Linked DNA regions of Homo sapiens: region 2 is linked to region 1. A link is an interaction called in ENCODE POLR2A ChIA-PET data of the cell type or tissue named here. Cell type or tissue: HepG2. All regions are shown on one strand. Links, peaks and the distances in the headings refer to the core of each region. The heading gives the core; the rest is flanking DNA. Region 1 overlaps ANXA4 (annexin A4). Region 2 overlaps ANXA4 (annexin A4).

Region 1 (2,922 bases), core at 307-2,806:
AAAAAGAAGAATTTAGGGAGAAAAAGTATTAAATAGGAGAAAGTGGATCACGTTATACTGACAAAGGCAACAATTCACAGCAAAGATTAAACTGTTATGAAACTTTCAGTACCAAATTATATTGCATTCAAATGTATAAATAAGAAACTTGAGGCTCCAGAAGAAAACATATAATGGAATTAGTATGCTAGCGAGAGACTTTAATACATCCTATGCTTTGGCACATCAATGAGGCAAAGTATAAACAAGGATATATTAAGATTGAGCTTAACAGATACTTATTAAACTTTGAACCCTATATACAGAGATTCCATCTTTTCTAGTCCCCACGAATGACTAATAAAAATTAATCTAGGCCAGGTGCAGTGGCTCACACCTGTAATCCCAGCATTCTGGGAAGCTGAGGTGGGAGGATCACTTGAGCCCAGGAGTTCGAAGCTGCAGTGAGCTATGACCACACCACTGTTCTCCAGCCTGGGTGATAGAGCAAGACCCTGTCTCTAAAAATATAATAAAAATAAATAAATAAAATTAAAGATTAAAAAATTAATCAATTATTAGACCACAAAAATTTATATGCAGAAATTATAGAACCTTTCCGGAAGACTGTTTTGTAACCCATATCAAAATGTTTAAGAAAACAGGCTGGGTGCGGTGGCTCACACCTGTAATCCTAGTACTTTGGGAGGCCAAGGTGAGTGGATCACTTGAGGTCAGGACTTCAAGACCAGCCTGGCCAACATGGTGAAACCCTGTCTCTACTAAAAAAATAAAAATTAGCCAGGCGTGGTGGTGTGTACCTGTAGTGCCAGCTACGCAGGCAGCTGAGGCAGGAGAATCACTTGAACCTGGGAGGCGGAGGTCGCAGTGAGCCAGGATTGCACCATTGCACTCTAGCCTGGGCCACAGAACGAGACTCCGTCTCAGAAAAAAAAAAAAAAAAAGGTTTAAGAAAATGCATTTAGTCCAGTAATTCCCATTTTATGAAAATTTATCCAGAATAAATCATTAAGAAAATATACAAAAATGTAACTACAATATGCTTATTGAAGCAGTGTTTATAATAGTGAAAAATTGAAACAACGTAAATATCCAACAATAGGGAGAGGGAGGATGTGATCAAATAAATTATTTTACCTGCATACAATGGGATATTCTGTAACCATTAAATAATGTTGTAGAATAATATTTAACAAAATAGGGCCCTAGCACGGTTGCTCACGCCTGTAATCCCAGCACTTTTTGGGAGGCCAAGGCTGGCAGATCATGAGATCAGGAGATCAAGACCATCCTGGCTAACATGGTGAAACCCCATTTCTACTAAAAATACAAAAACAAAATTAGCCGGGCATGGTGGCAGGCGCCTGTAGTCCCAGCTACTCAGGAGGCTGACGCAGAAGAATGGCGTGAACCCGGGAGGCAGAGCTTGCAGTGAGTCAAGATGGCGCCACTGCACTCCAGCCTGGGTGACAGAACAAGACTCTGTCTCAAAAAAAAAAAAAAAAAAAAAAAACCACAAACAAAAATGAACAAAATAGGGAAATAGGCTATATTGTTAAGTGAAAAAGCAGAACACAGAATACTACTGTTCTATCACATTGGGTATCTAGATACATAGAAAAAAGACTGGAAGGACATTCACACATCAAAACGGTAAGAATAGTAGTCTCTAGATGATGGAATAATGGTTGATTTTTGTGTTCTTTTTTGTCTTTATTTTCTACACTGAATAAGTATTACCTTCGTAATAAAAAATAACAAAAAAAATTTAAAGCTAAGAAAAATCCAGCCAAGCTTGAAAAAGTTGGCTTAGATGACTTTGAACTGTGTGTTTCATTTTAAAATCTATTTATCTAACTTTGCTTCCCTATCGAACAGGGTGACACATCTGGAGACTACAGGAAAGTACTGCTTGTTCTCTGTGGAGGAGATGATTAAAATAAAAATCCCAGAAGGACAGGAGGATTCTCAACACTTTGAATTTTTTTAACTTCATTTTTCTACACTGCTATTATCATTATCTCAGAATGCTTATTTCCAATTAAAACGCCTACAGCTGCCTCCTAGAATATAGACTGTCTGTATTATTATTCACCTATAATTAGTCATTATGATGCTTTAAAGCTGTACTTGCATTTCAAAGCTTATAAGATATAAATGGAGATTTTAAAGTAGAAATAAATATGTATTCCATGTTTTTAAAAGATTACTTTCTACTTTGTGTTTCACAGACATTGAATATATTAAATTATTCCATATTTTCTTTTCAGTGAAAAATTTTTTAAATGGAAGACTGTTCTAAAATCACTTTTTTCCCTAATCCAATTTTTAGAGTGGCTAGTAGTTTCTTCATTTGAAATTGTAAGCATCCGGTCAGTAAGAATGCCCATCCAGTTTTCTATATTTCATAGTCAAAGCCTTGAAAGCATCTACAAATCTCTTTTTTTAGGTTTTGTCCATAGCATCAGTTGATCCTTACTAAGTTTTTCATGGGAGACTTCCTTCATCACATCTTATGTTGAAATCACTTTCTGTAGTCAAAGTATACCAAAACCAATTTATCTGAACTAAATTCTAAAGTATGGTTATACAAACCATATACATCTGGTTACCAAACATAAATGCTGAACATTCCATATTATTATAGTTAATGTCTTAATCCAGCTTGCAAGTGAATGGAAAAAAAAATAAGCTTCAAACTAGGTATTCTGGGAATGATGTAATGCTCTGAATTTAGTATGATATAAAGAAAACTTTTTTGTGCTAAAAATACTTTTTAAAATCAATTTTGTTGATTGTAGTAATTTCTATTTGCACTGTGCCTTTCAACTCCAGAAACATTCTGAAGATGTACTTGGATTTAATTAAAAAGTTCACTTTGTAAGAACGTGGAAAAATAATTTTAATTTAAAAATGGTGTTT
Region 2 (2,922 bases), core at 287-2,786, 55 kb before region 1:
GGTGGCACTAGGGGTCACTCAGAAAATAAAAATTAAAAAGAAAATTACTTAGGAAAGTCTAAAGCACTATATTGGGTACTTCATTATATCTGAAGCAAGTTGATGATGGTGCCCAGAAAAACAAGGTAGGGAAGCTGCACATTTATAAAGCGTATTAGAATATTCTTTGATTTATGCACTATTCGAAGCTTGAGCCTGGGAACTAAGGCCATACAACAAAGCAAGGATTAAACTATCAACATGTGGGACCCAGTCAGCTTTCCCAGCAATCATTGAGGCCACTGTGACTTTCCTTATTGTTATAAAATGTAGATATTTAGCCCTACCTCTTAAGACAAGATAGAACTCACCACAACCAGTTTTCACTACTGTAGTATCTAGTGGCTTTCAAATCAGGTAAACTAGGTGTTTTATCCCAGTCTGGCCTCATGCTAACTTCAGGCAAATTACACAACTTTTCTCAGTTTTTAACTTGTTAAGTGGAAATAATAGTCATTGTCCCAGAGGTTATTGAGTAGATAAGATAACATGGAGGAGTGTTTAATAAGTGTTCCCTCCCTCCTTCCCCTGCCTTTTAGACAAAGCAATCATTGGAGTAAAAACTGGCTTTGGCATGATGTGGGAAGAGCAGAGAAGGCGTGGGATGTTTTAAATTATATGTAAAATACATTTTTTTATTTTTTTGAGACGGAGTCTCCCTCTGTCACCCAGGCTGGAGTGCAGTGGCGTGATCTCGGCTCACTGCAGCCTCTGCCTCCAGGTTCCAGCGATTCTCCTGCCTCAGACTCCCGGGTAGCTGGGATTACAGGCACGTGCCACCACACCCAGCTAATTTTTGTATTTTTAGTAGAGATGGGGTTTCCTCATGTTGGCCAGGCTGGTCTCAAACTCCTGACCTCAGGTGATCTGCCCACCTCAGCCTCCCAAAGTGCTGGGTTTACAGGTGTGAGCCACTGCACCAGGCCTAAGATACATGTTTTTTAATTACTTGTGGATTGAAAGGATTATTATTGCCCTCAACAGTGCTGTGAATAACTGGCCAAAATATGGACAAAAGACCGTCCGTAAGTTACTAGCTGGGTGCTAGGCTGGAATCGATTCTTATTTAAGATGGCCTAGTAGGCAGGCCTCCAAATTTGTTTTCATTCCTTTACCTTCTACATCTTGCCTTTGAATACACGTTTAAAATGTTATTTCTCCCAACTCAAACCCCGTCACTGCAATAAAACTTCCTTTACTTTTAGAAGGATCTAAGTTCCAAGAAAAAAAGAAGGAAAAAAAGAGAGTTACTCTCATTTTCCTATTTCATAGACAGTTTTGAAAGCCTTTAGTGTTTGGGTGGGGCCCAGTCACACCCTTTGCAATCTGCAGACCAGTGGTTTAAATTTGTCATCCTTGTGGGCTGTAAAATGAAACCATGTACCAAAGAAAAATAGTGAATGACTCACTCACATGTGATCTTCCAGCGAAGGGAAGGATTCAGTAGGAATGTGCCACAAGGCTGGCAGGTCCCTTCATAATAGGCTCAGGTGGCCTGTTCTGGGATGTGGGTCAATGTTAGGAACCTGAATGGAGGCCGCCAAGTTGTGGTGGGGTCTGAAGGAGAGCTTCAGTTACCGGGGTGAATTCACCACAATGCAACATCCAGCAGACCCAGAGAAACTCTCTCTCAGCACGACAAGAAAGGGAGGATTCCTATTCACCAGGCTCATTAAACCTGTACGCACACACACATGCAAACACACACGTGCAGACACACACACGTGCAGACACACACATATTGCTAATTTATTTATATTAAGAAATACAGTGCCAGGCATGGTGGTTCACACCTGTAATCCCAGCACGTTGGGAGGGTGAGGCAGACGATCGCTTGAGCCTAGGCATTCAAGGCCAGCCTAGGCAATGCAGCGAGGCCTTGTCTAGAAAATTTAAAAAAAAAAAAAATTAGCTGGGCGTGGTGGCACGTACCTGTAGTTCCAGCTACTCGGGAGGCTGAGGCGGCAGGATCTCTTGAGCTAAGTAGTTCGAGGCTGAAGTGAGCTATGACTGTACCACTGCACTCCAGCCTGGGCAACAGGGCAAGACCCTGTCTCCAAAAAAAAAAAAAAGAAAAAAAAAAAAAAAAGAAAGGAAAAATATTATTTAGGCAAAAATCCTCATGCTCCAATATTTGTAGACAGGTTGATTTGGGAAGCCAAACTCTAGCCTAAAAGGTGCTTGGCAACCATGGAACAAGGGAGTATTAGATGGACAGAATTCATCTTCACAGTGGGGAAATATCTGACCCCCGACCACTGGCTTCACCCTTTCCGTAGGACAGGGCTTAGATGAATATTTCAAAGTAAGCATCTGTGCCAGTTTTGCATGGAGCTTGCTCTGCTGATGGACACAAGTTTTCCTTAAACATGCTAATATCTTCCAGCAAGCCTGCTTCAACCCAGGAGCCGTTCTTTCCCATTAAAATGAGTTTGCATATCTTTGTTTTGATGGGTGTTTGCTGATTTTACTAGTCTAATGCTTAGGGAAGTATCTACTTTGCCCGCTTTCCAAATGCTGGGTGAGAGAGGAGAATGCACCACACTGTTACCTCCACATATAGCCTACTAAATAGGACTTGAAATCAGAAGTTCTTGTTCCACATCCCTGCAGTCTGCCATAAGGACATAAGAAACTTTCTAGTTGAGTCAGCACCTGGCTTGCCCATTTCTGGCAGATACAACTGGGCAATTTGTGTTACAGTGTATTATTATCCTTCTGGACATCCTGGAAACCAGTATAGATGTATTCTCAACATACCTACTTTTTCTTTATGAATTCATTGTAAATTATTTCCATGAATTTATGTAATCTTAGTTGAAATAAGTTGAACTTATTTACAACTTATTTTTCCCTTTTGTAACTGCTATTGAGATAGGTCTC

Evidence for each region. Peaks named below come from ENCODE experiments on the same cell type or tissue, not always from the same donor. Only the 100,000 strongest peaks of a DNase experiment are listed, where the experiment ranks them.
Region 2: POLR2A ChIA-PET joins it to region 1 with 11 read pairs; 16 of 35 experiments call an interaction of 5 or more read pairs at or near these places.

What each region holds. Positions count from the first base shown.
Region 1 is chr2:69,823,578-69,826,499 of GRCh38, forward strand. ANXA4 (annexin A4) reads left to right here. Exons shown (of 13, transcript NM_001153.5): 13 at 1,879-2,922. The coding sequence ends at 1,938. LOC124906021 (a long non-coding RNA gene) reads right to left here. Exons shown (of 2, transcript XR_007086846.1): 2 at 2,165-2,922. Among named protein-coding and RNA genes, the nearest start is that of GMCL1, 4.6 kb to the right of the region's middle. In HepG2, for the core only: no CTCF peak of the experiment used is centred there; no DNase peak of the experiment used is centred there.
Region 2 is chr2:69,768,998-69,771,919 of GRCh38, forward strand. The region is part of intron 1 of ANXA4 (annexin A4); the gene reads left to right. Among named protein-coding and RNA genes, the nearest start is that of ANXA4, 28 kb to the left of the region's middle. In HepG2, for the core only: no CTCF peak of the experiment used is centred there; a DNase peak (open chromatin) is centred at 1,424.